3 separate regions of the Homo sapiens genome follow, and all the other regions are linked to region 3. Evidence: chromatin contacts called from ENCODE Hi-C or POLR2A ChIA-PET data. All regions are on one chromosome and are shown on one strand. The core of a region is the stretch at or near the end of the contact, and the rest is flanking DNA. Distances in the headings are between cores, read along the strand shown. Region 1 overlaps LYZL1 (lysozyme like 1). Region 2 has its middle 32 kb from the start of LYZL1. Region 3 overlaps LOC107984174 (a long non-coding RNA gene).

Region 1 (3,215 bases), core at 604-3,103, 240 kb after region 3:
CTCTTAAACTTTGTTAGTGAAGTTCTGGAGTAGTTTTTAGGGTAGGGCTAGTTTAGTCCCACTACCAAGGCATAACTAAGCATCCAGTGTCTCTTTTGAATGTGCTGAGGATTCAGCAAGGTCTATTCCCTTGGGCTAGTCAGAAATCAAATGTCTTCCAGCCCCGCGAGGTCTGTAATTGCCCTGTTCCCTGGGGTAGTTCTCTGCCTAGCCCTGTGGAAATTTACCTGTGCATACCCAGTTTAGCCTTCAGTCAAAGACTGGGTGGAATCCCTTTGCAGATTTCTGCTGCTCTTCTTCTGGGTAGCTCCTGCCTCCCAGGTATTCTCCACAAAATCTGAGCTGCCTTGGCGTCTGATGTCTGTCTCCTCCTCTTAGATGGCCATCCCCTGCCTGGTTCTACCTTCCTGGTCTGCAGAGCTCCTCTGGGCAGAAAGTCATGGCAGTCACAGGGTTCACTGTGTTTTTCTCTCTCTCAAAGATCATGATCCTGCATTGCCAGTTGTCCATATCCGAAAACAATTTTTCATCTATTTTGTCTAGTCTTCTGGTTGTTTACAGTGGGAAGAGAAATCTGTGACTCCATCGTGGTCATGTTGGACTTTAAATGCAGATTACTAATTTAACATTGTTCAGTTTCATTCCAGTTAAGGAAGCCTGGGGCAAAGGTCTATCTGCAAGACAATCTTAGATTCTAAGAAATTAAAGTGTTGGACGGTTCATGGTCAGAGGTAAAAGGACACTCATATCTGTTTTCTTATCGTGAAGAGCATGGGATTTTGGGGGATAGCCTTAAAATAGAAAACAAGATGTTGGTTTTATAACTAACCACCCTCCATGAAAGGCCTCCCTTAGCCTCAGGCCAGAGAGTTTTTTATTAGAACAATGTCATTCTGTCCCACATATTACAGAAGTAGGGACATTTGTCATGGGAAACTGAAAAAAAGTTAGCATTAGGGTGTGTTTACAAGGTACGTGACGTTATATGCATGTACAGCATGGATACACTTCATGATCTTTTTCTTCTTTTTGTTTTTGGTAGAGAAGGGGGTCTCGCCATGTTGCCCAAGCTAGTCTCAAACTCCTGGGCTCAAGCGATCCTCCCATCTTGACCTCCCAAAGTGCTGGGATTACAGGCGTGAGCCACTGCACCTAGCCCGTGACCATTTTCTGAAGCTGGACAGTCTCCTCACTCTCATTCCAAATTGTATTCCTAAAATGCCTTCCTACTTTCCCTAAACTATTTGGACAGAAAATTGATGCTATATTCATATATACAAAGCATACATAAGCACACACGTTCATATACCTACACATATACATACACACAGTGTACAAAATGCCTGATGTGATGACAGTATTTACCCCCAACAGCACAGATTTCATTAAAATAAGAGCATTTGAGGAAAAAATGATTATTGACTCTCTATCTAGTGTAGTCTAGTGCACTTATATTAATTTTATTTTTCATCACCCTGGTATCTGAATTGGCCTTTGTCATCTCACAGGGGAAAGAGATGAACATCGAGGGTGTGTGGCTGCTAGATTTCACTTGGGAGGCAGGAGGATGCCGAGGAGAGACACAGATACTTTGAAGTAGAACTAACATAACTGAAAATAGGACTGAAGCTCTTTTTGTGTAAATTGTTGCTGTTTTCTGTTGGATGTGGAAGAATAAACGATTCTTTGCTGTTCAACATAACCCTTTCTTTATTCATGTTTGACAGGACAGACTGTCTATTTAAAGTAAATTGAGCAGAAACAATTACTGGCAAGAGTCCTCATTTAAAAAGTGCCATCTGAACTCATTTCTGCCCCTCTGCTGCCCTTCTGTGGCTATTTCTTGTAACAACACCTCAGTGCTCAGGGCTGGGAGGCAGGAGGGAGCTCTTGATTTCCCAGCCCCTACTTTCCCTAACATATTTTCCCAAGCAAATTCAGTCAAGTCCAACTTTCAAAACATCCCAACTGCGCAACTAAATGCTATAACAAAGTAGGAGGAGACAAACAACTGTACTCGGTGTCCACTTCCTGGTCCAATATGGCCCCACCGTCCCAGAAATCCTTACAGGGCATCCACAATCAAACTGCCCTGCCCCTAGTACAAAATGTGCTCTTTCTGTACATGCCTGGGATGACCTCCAATCCCAGAATAATAGAATGTGATCTGCTTCCTCCTCACTATGTATTATATAATCTGTGTCCCTCCAACCTCTAGAGACCGCCCCAAACCCACATCTCCCAGAAAATATGCTAGACTACTTCCAAACACAAACCACAGTGTCTCAGCATTTATCAAGCACCCGAAATAAAGTGTCTCTAAGTAACTTGAACATGTATCAGGTACCAAATGCTTAAATTTGGATAACCTCATAGATAATTACTTGAAAAATTAATAAAGTATATTTTAATTATTAACTTTATTAACATATAGTGTTTTATGAGCAGGAATCTTTGCTTAAGTGACTTCTGTTGGAAGAAGAGATCAGAGGAAAACAGAATTTAAGCCCCCTATCAGAATACAGGCTCATTAACTGGGTGTGTGACCTTGGTTTATGGGGATAAAATGGTACCCACAGAAATGGTTGTTCAGAGAACTGATGGAGATTTTGCGTGAAGAGATTTAACATGTGCCTGACATAGAGTAAGATTTCTATAAAACATAAGCTAGTAGTAATAGCTATTATTATCTGAAATATTTATATGTCAAGAAGATAGGCAGGAGATTTTATAAGCTGATATAGCTTTAGTTTTCACTGTAGAATTGTAAACCAAATGCCAGCGAATTTGCATATGTTGTTTCAATTGCTATCTCTTACTGATGATATATTTTGTCAGTTTTTCTCCTGGTTAATAGAATTTTGTTTTAAATAAAAATTAAGTCACATTCAGAATAAATTTGCTTAAAAGAAATCTGTCACTACCTTTATCTTCTAGTGAAGCTGAACTGAGAAAGCCACAAAATTAGCAACTCAGGGAAATAGCATGCTCGAGGGAAAATTCCACTTCCAACAGAGTTAACAAAATAATCTGGTATTACAATGTTCTACTGAAATGCAACATTTTATGCTAGCATTTTTTACAATTATTTTTTTCTGGTATCAAAAATAGTGCATTTCTACTGTAAACAAATTTTAGAAAATACGCAGCAAAGACTTAAGAGCATTGGTGATCCCACAGTTAAGAGCCAATCCTTCTTAAAGTATTAGTGAATT
Region 2 (3,429 bases), core at 314-2,813, 190 kb after region 3:
CTTCCTCAGACACTGACTTTAATGGATGTAATGTCACATTTTGGCATCTGGAAGACCTTATTTCCTTTGCCAGTCCTCTCTGTTGGGGAGATGTAGGGAGAGAGGGAGAGAGCCTGGACAGTAGGGGTTGTGAGGGGTTGAGATGGTGAGCTTTGTTTAATGTGCTCAATTGCCCTGATTTGGGGGTCAGGACCCACTACTCGAAGTTAGCTGGGATCTTGTAAATTTTCTGAATCAGACTAGGAGGGTCTTGTGTGACTCATGGCATGTTTCCATTTCCAATTAAAGGAAAGATTTCAGGGGTGCCTGTAGCTCAACTCCTTCTTTTTGTTACCCCACCTTCTCCACGAGCCAATCTAATTTCCAATTTATGAACCGTGTGTCCTACGGAAGGACCGCAAACTTCAAGAGGGTTTCGCCCACAGTCCCACCTACTCAGCTTTACTAAATGTCATGAAAAGTTTGTTTCCAAGCAAATCCCAGTAATTCATGTAATTGAAACACACAGAAGCTTGTCTAGAAACAGGAACATTGACGGAAGATGTTAGGCAAAATATTAAGACAGCCAAAGCTGCTTACTGAGATGTGCAAGTGACTCGCAGGGGGACAGACATGCCACTTCAGCACCAGAAGGTTTTAATTTAAACAATATGATTCCATGACCACCACCCTTACCCAGTCTTCCGCCTTCCCACACCTGAACTCCAAAGAAGTTTGAATGCAAGGGGAATTTAAATAAAAGTGTTCAAAGGAAAAGGCATTGAGAAACGCTCAAGTGGACAAGTGTTTTGTTTGTTTTTGTTTTGTTTTTATTTTTGCAGAGGTTTTCAGAAATGTAACTTTCATTAGTGCCCATGTGAGCTGTCCTGCCTAAAGCCAGCTATTGAGCAAGTTGAGTAAATCCCCCTAAGGTAGGAAACAAAGTCCTCTCTCTTTACATTAAAAGGAAGAAAAATTTAACAGCAGAGTCCAGACATACCACAAGGCTCGCTTCATAAATAAAGGGTTTTATTTAGGAGATAAGGTGAACTCTGGGGATCTGTAACAGTTCCTTTCTGTGAGATAAATGCTATGGCATTTGTAGAAAATAAAACTCTCAGAGAAACCAAGACTTTTCTTGTCAAAACAAGGAGATTATTTTCTAGCAACTAAGTTCATTCTCTTTGACCTTGCCTGCCATTAGGGTAAAGGAGATAATAAAAGAGAAAGGGGGAGATTGAATCAGATAGCTAATGTGCAAAGAGAATAAGACAGATATTTAAATATTTCTGGAGAATTCTGCTCCAGTGAGATGCTTTTAGAAAAAGAAAAAAAAAAAAAAGATGCATTCTCCATTGCTCCCAACTGGATTGCAGAAATAGCACAAGATTACTTGGAATCACGTTTTATTTTTATTTACGATCTGGAGTGGGAGGTGATACACGAGGGCTGACTCCTACTCCACAGCTGCACTCTCCGGGTTCTGGAGCTGAAGACATGGCGTGCTCTGGGGGGAAAGGTTAGCGCTGAGAACACATTGCTGTTTCTTGCTCGGATGTGCTGGCAAGAGGGGCCCTGGCTTTGCCTTGTAAAAGTAGCTCCGGAGCAAACCATTAGCACATCTAACCTCAATATTTTGAAATCCAGAAACAACATTGAGTCATGCTGGTCATACTATAAAGTTTTACTGCATTTTTTTAAGAAACAGAGTCAAAAACAAGCTGGGGATCATGTGAATTATCTCTTTACATGTGTCAAGCCCAGGAATTTGGCACATGGATCAAAATGATGGAATGGAGCAGGGAAGCCACCAGGAAAGTGTCATTAGAGGAAAAATCACCCTGGCTCCCGGGAATGCATGGCACTTTATCAGGCGGGGTGCCCCTTGTCTTAACCACATACCTGGCACAGTGTCTGATCTTTGGAAAACTACAGCTATAAATACCCTTCGTCCTGTACTAAAAATAGAGACTCTTTAATGTGAAAGAAGCCAGAGGAAAAAAGGATCTAGTGACATCAATGTGTGTCCAGTGTCTGTGTCATCCTGGCCATGTCTCTGTGAGATGGTGAAGCCAGGATCTTAGTGTTTTCAGGAGAAAAATGAATGAATGAACTAATCCCCTTCTGGAGAAAACTCAGGATGTGTTGATGACTGGAACTCCTTGTCAACTTTTCCCAGATGCTTTCATGAGTTCGAGGTCAATCTTTTCTGGGAACAGTCCAGCAATTTCACCCCAAGTGTCAACTTTGTAAAAATACTCGGTAGACAAGAATCCAGGAATGGTTCCTTAATCTATGGCACCCAAGGCCAAGAGAGCAGACAGTTTTCCCAGGCTGCTCAGGGTTGACTTTACTAAACCGACCATAATTCATACTAACACCTTGAATAATGAGGAGCTCTAAACACATGAGAAAATCCAATAAAGTATTTTAGAAGACAAACAAGAAGACTAGCAGTAGACTTGCAGTGCCAGGTGCTATTACAAAGCTGCAGTAATTAAACGAATATGCCAGTAGCCCCAGAATGGACAAAGAAGTCAATGGACCAGAGTAGAATGTTGAGACCAGATCCCCCCAAATTCAGTATCGTATGATAAAGGTAGCAAGGTCATTTAGAGGGGAATAGATGATTACTAAGTTGTGCCAGGATAACAGGTTGACCCTAGAAAACACGAAGTTAGAGCTTTACCTCATGGTTTACACCAAAAGAAATTCCAGATGGACTAAAAAAAAAAAATAAGGATTTAAAATAAAATCATCAAAGGAGAAAATTTAGTTGTTTGTATAGCTGTTTTACGAGAAGAGAAGGTTTTCTAAGCACGACACAAGAGGTAGAAACCATACTAGAAAAAAACGACCAGTGGGGGATGCAAAACAAACCTTCTCTACATCACACACACACACACACACACACACACACACACACACACACACAGAGAGAGAGGAGAGAGAGAGAGAGAGAGAACAATGTGTAAAGGAGGTGAACATGCAGTTCATAAGAGAAGGCATACACACAGAAGATAAAACCACGAAAAACCTCACTAATAATCAAAGAAGGGAAAATTAAAGCCATCTGTTATGCCAGGCATGGTGGCTCACACCTGTAATCCCAACACTTTAGGAAGTGGAGCCAGAGGATCGCTTGAACCCAGGGGTTCAGGACCAGCCTGGGTGACAAAGCCAGACTCTGTCCCTACAAAATAAAAATAAAAAAATTAGCCAGGCATGATGGCATGCGCCTATAGTCCCAGCTTCTCAAGAGGCTGAGATGGGAGGATCGCTTGAGTCTGGGAGGTCAAGGCTGCAGTGAGCCATGATTATGCCACTGCACAACAGCCTGGACAACAGACTGACACCTCATCTCTTAATAACAAAAGCCATGAGTTGTTATTTGGTTCTTATCAAATTGACAAGCATTTAAAATAATGCTAATGCCCAGATTGGGCAATG
Region 3 (3,663 bases), core at 631-3,130:
TTGCCTCGGCCTCCCAAAGTGCTGGGATTACAGGCATAAGCCACCACACCTGGCCCAAAAAATTGTTTTTAAAAAGAGAACAAATTCTGCTCTTCTGAAATTGAGTGAAAGTATGATGAGAGAAATTGAGTGAATGTCTCATAGAGATGCCAAGCTAGGTTTTCTGTTGTTAATTAGATCACTGAAAAATCTCATGCTATAGGATACATTTGAATAATTTTTTCTACCACAAAATGTACAGACAATAAAATAATGGAGTGGTCTACCCACTGCCAGTGTCTAAACTGAACGCTAACTGTAGCAGAAGGATGCTTGTAGCTGAAACCCAATTAAAATATCTTAAAGTATACAGACTTTTCTCTTTTTACATAACCAAAAGTCTGGATGTCTCAACACTGTCATCAAGGACTTGGGTGCTGTCACTCTTTCTACATCTTTAATGTGTTGTCCAGGTCTCTAGGTGTGGCATCTCATGATTGCCAGATAGCTTCTTAGTTCTAGGGTCATGAGCACCCCTCAAGAGTGCCTTGCTGGAGTATGTTCTCACATGCCTTTCAGATATCCCCTGGCCCCACACTTTGGAAATACAGTCAGGCGTGGTGACTCACGCCTCTAATCCCAGCACTTTGGGAGGCCAAGGCGGGCAGATCACCTGAGGTCAGGGGTTCGAGACCAGCCTGGCCAATGTGGTAAAACCCCATCTCTACTAAAAGTACAAAAATTAGCTGGGCATGTGGTGGCACCTGTAATCCCAGCTACTCAGGAGGCTGTGGCAGGAGAATTGCTAGAACCCAGGAGGCAGAGGTTGCAGTGAGTCGAGATTGCGCCATTGCACTCCAGCCTGGGCAACAGAGTGAGACTCTGCTTCCAAAAAACAAAAACAAAAACAAAAACAAAAAACCCCCGAAATACTAGAATGTTAAGGGGACCTAGAAAACTTTGATTATTGACATCACTCAACTTCATCCTTGAAGAATGAGAAAGAGCTCAGCCTCCCTGAAAGGAAGTGACTGTTTAGATAAGGATGAGCAAAACAGAGGTACTGTTAGCAAGAAAGAAATGGGGCAATGCATATTGGAGAGGGACCCTAGAGCATAGGTCTCAATGGCAAAGTCAGTAATAATTAAAATGAATCATCAAAAAAAAGGTGCAAGTGCCCTGCCTTGGATTTTCCGTAACTCAACACCTCTGGATTCAGATCTGATTTCAACTGGAATCCATGTCATGGTGTGGTCTCCCCCACATTGACTCATAACTATAAGCTGAGTTTTGGTGAAGTGAATCTAATTTTCCCTTTGATTTATTTTATGATAAGCTTTCCCCACATTTTCCTGTAGTCTGAATTTAAAACAGTTTGTAAGAGTGTGATTAAGCAATGGATCAAGTCCACAAAATATTGGGCGATATAACACTTCATCCTTCTGGAAGTGCTTTGTAACTGCAGACACTTTTCCTGACTCACTATCTGTCCTCCTTGGGTCGCCACTGTTGTTCAAACTCTGCAAATCTTTGAACTGTCTGACTCCATACTTATCATTTCTGCCCCTGCACTCTCATTCTCTTCTTTTGTCTGAGAGTGGAGAATGTCTGAGAGATTGCATCACAGTCACGTTAACCCTTGGTACTGCACAGCCTAACAGGATAAGAAAGGTTCAGTCTGGATAGGAACTAGAGCAATCAGACATCTATTCATATCTCAACGTCCTTTTGTCTGAAGGATTTTGGTTTTAGAAAATTAATTTGTGCTCTAATGTATCAACTTGGCAAGTTAGAAATCTGTAAACCAAGGTAAACAATATTTTTTGCTCTATAAAATCGTACACGTAGACACCACAGAGTGCAACTTGAAGAGTTAAAAAGTAAAACCCAGTGAGCAGCAAGCAAACTGCCTTTGCTCCCATTTGCCTTAGGGGAGAAAACTTTTCATGGTAGGGATTGCAAAACAACCAACTAAATAACTTTTACATGATTAATGGGGTGAAGGTTAGACTAAAATGTGATGTCTTCCCTCCAAAAATTAGGAAGATTTTAAAAACTCTTTCCTTTATTTAGTACAAGGAAGGCTGCAGTTTTCATTTTATTATTATTTATTTATTTACTTATTTATTTATTTTTGAGATGGAGTTTTGCTCTTGTTGCCCAGGCTGGAGTGCCAATGGCGCGATCTCTGCTCACTGCAACCTCTGCCTCCCGGGTTCAAGCGATTCTCCTGCCTCAGCCTCCTGAGTAGCTGGGATTACAGGCACGTGCCACCATGCCCAGCTAAAGTTTTTAGAAGGAAGAGTGTATTTGCTTTAGAAGAAAATGAATCTAGCCTGGCACAGTGGCTCACACCTGTAATCCCAGCAGTTTGGGAGGCCAAGGCAGGGCGATCGCTTGAGCCCAGGAGTTTGATACCAGCCTGGGCAACATGGTGAGACCCCATCTTTATAAAAAAACGCAGAAATTAGCCGGGCTTGGGGTCACACATGCCTGTAGTCCCAGCTACTTGGGAGGCTGAGGTGGGAGGATCACTTGAGCCCAGGGAGGTTGAGGCTGCAGTGAGCCATGACTGCACCACTGCACTCCAGCCTGGGATATAGAGTGAGACCTTGTCTCTAAATGAAATGAAATGAAATGAAATGAAATGAAATGAAATAAAATAAAATAAAATAAAATAAAATAAGGGAATCTCCAGAATTTCAGTATTTTAGCAGCAAATATCAGGAGTATTAGCCAAATCAATGAAAACTAGGATAAATAACATATGTTTAAATTTTAAGACAAAGTTTTGATTATGGGAATTAAGAAGTCTGTGCTACTAACATATCCTCTGTGATTATAGGAAGGCACATTAAGGTACAAACTCATATCAAAGGAGGAAATAGACAAGTATGGAACAGACATAAAGACAGTTACATAGATGAAGGAAATATTGGGATGTTGATGTAGGAAAAGAACATGGTCCAGGCCTTCTTGATGTATTTTGCAAAGGTTCATAACAAGCATGCTATGCCTTTCTATCATTTGTGGTTACTTAATAAATGGTACATAGTTCATTCTATACATGGTTCAGTTCTTCTAAACTAATTTTTTGTTCTTTATTTAAAAACAAAATTGTAAGTTTGAAAAAAAAAAAGTACAAGTCTTCCAGGGGTGCAGAAATGGGTTGAGGCAAATGATTTTTGTAGCTGAGAATCTGGACCCTCAAGTTGGCAAACAAGCTAGTTGACATCAGATTGGGTGTATACAGGGCCTGCTCTTGTTTGTTTCTGTTCCAAGGTTACACAGATGCACTTATAAACTGACCAAGTAGTGCAGAGGGAGGAGGCCCCCTTTTAAAGATCCTTTTAAAGAAACTGCTTCTATATTGATCCAATTTTTTTAAAAGTGAAGAAAGCGATTATACCTTGGCTGGGTGCAGTGGTTCACACCTGTAATCCCTATGCTTTGGGAGGCTGAAGCAGGAGGATCGCTTGAGTCCAGGAGTTCATTCAAGACCAGCTGGGGCAACATAACGAGACTTCATCTCTATAAATTTTTTTGAAAAAATATAAACAGGTGTGGTGACATGCTTCTGTAGTTCTAGTTATTCAGGAGGCTGAGGCAGGAGGATTACTTGAGCCCAGGAGTTTGAGGTTACAGTGAACTATGATTGTGCCATTGCACTCCAGCCTAGGTGGC

What was found. Hi-C counts contacts between places; a loop is a spot of excess contacts on that map. ChIA-PET counts read pairs that join two places held with the same protein, here RNA polymerase II (POLR2A). Pooled maps may share reads with other maps.
Region 1: a map of A673 shows a loop between it and region 3 (2.3-fold over the local background). The contact joins two enhancer-like sites. A Hi-C loop is called at or near these places in 1 of 168 maps with a recorded cell type or tissue (A673) and 2 of 50 pooled maps. POLR2A ChIA-PET finds 5 or more read pairs at or near these places in 2 of 52 experiments (H1 and HCT116).
Region 2: a map of Caco-2 shows a loop between it and region 3 (5-fold over the local background). The contact joins two enhancer-like sites. A Hi-C loop is called at or near these places in 1 of 168 maps with a recorded cell type or tissue (Caco-2). POLR2A ChIA-PET finds 5 or more read pairs at or near these places in 1 of 52 experiments (activated CD4-positive, alpha-beta T cell).

The regions. Positions count from the first base shown.
Region 1 is chr10:29,302,903-29,306,117 of GRCh38, forward strand. All of the region lies in intron 3 of LYZL1 (lysozyme like 1), which reads left to right. Among named protein-coding and RNA genes, the nearest start is that of LYZL1, 15 kb to the left of the region's middle. RefSeq lists an enhancer at 1-28. Within about 2 kb of position 1,854, at least 5 of the 41 ENCODE cell types and tissues checked have a DNase peak (open chromatin) inside an H3K27ac peak, as active enhancers do.
Region 2 is chr10:29,255,753-29,259,181 of GRCh38, forward strand. No RefSeq gene overlaps it. Among named protein-coding and RNA genes, the nearest start is that of LYZL1, 32 kb to the right of the region's middle. Within about 2 kb of position 1,564, at least 9 of the 41 ENCODE cell types and tissues checked have a DNase peak (open chromatin) inside an H3K27ac peak, as active enhancers do.
Region 3 is chr10:29,062,976-29,066,638 of GRCh38, forward strand. All of the region lies in intron 2 of LOC107984174 (a long non-coding RNA gene), which reads left to right. Among named protein-coding and RNA genes, the nearest start is that of C10orf126, 220 kb to the left of the region's middle. Within about 2 kb of position 1,881, at least 2 of the 41 ENCODE cell types and tissues checked have a DNase peak (open chromatin) inside an H3K27ac peak, as active enhancers do.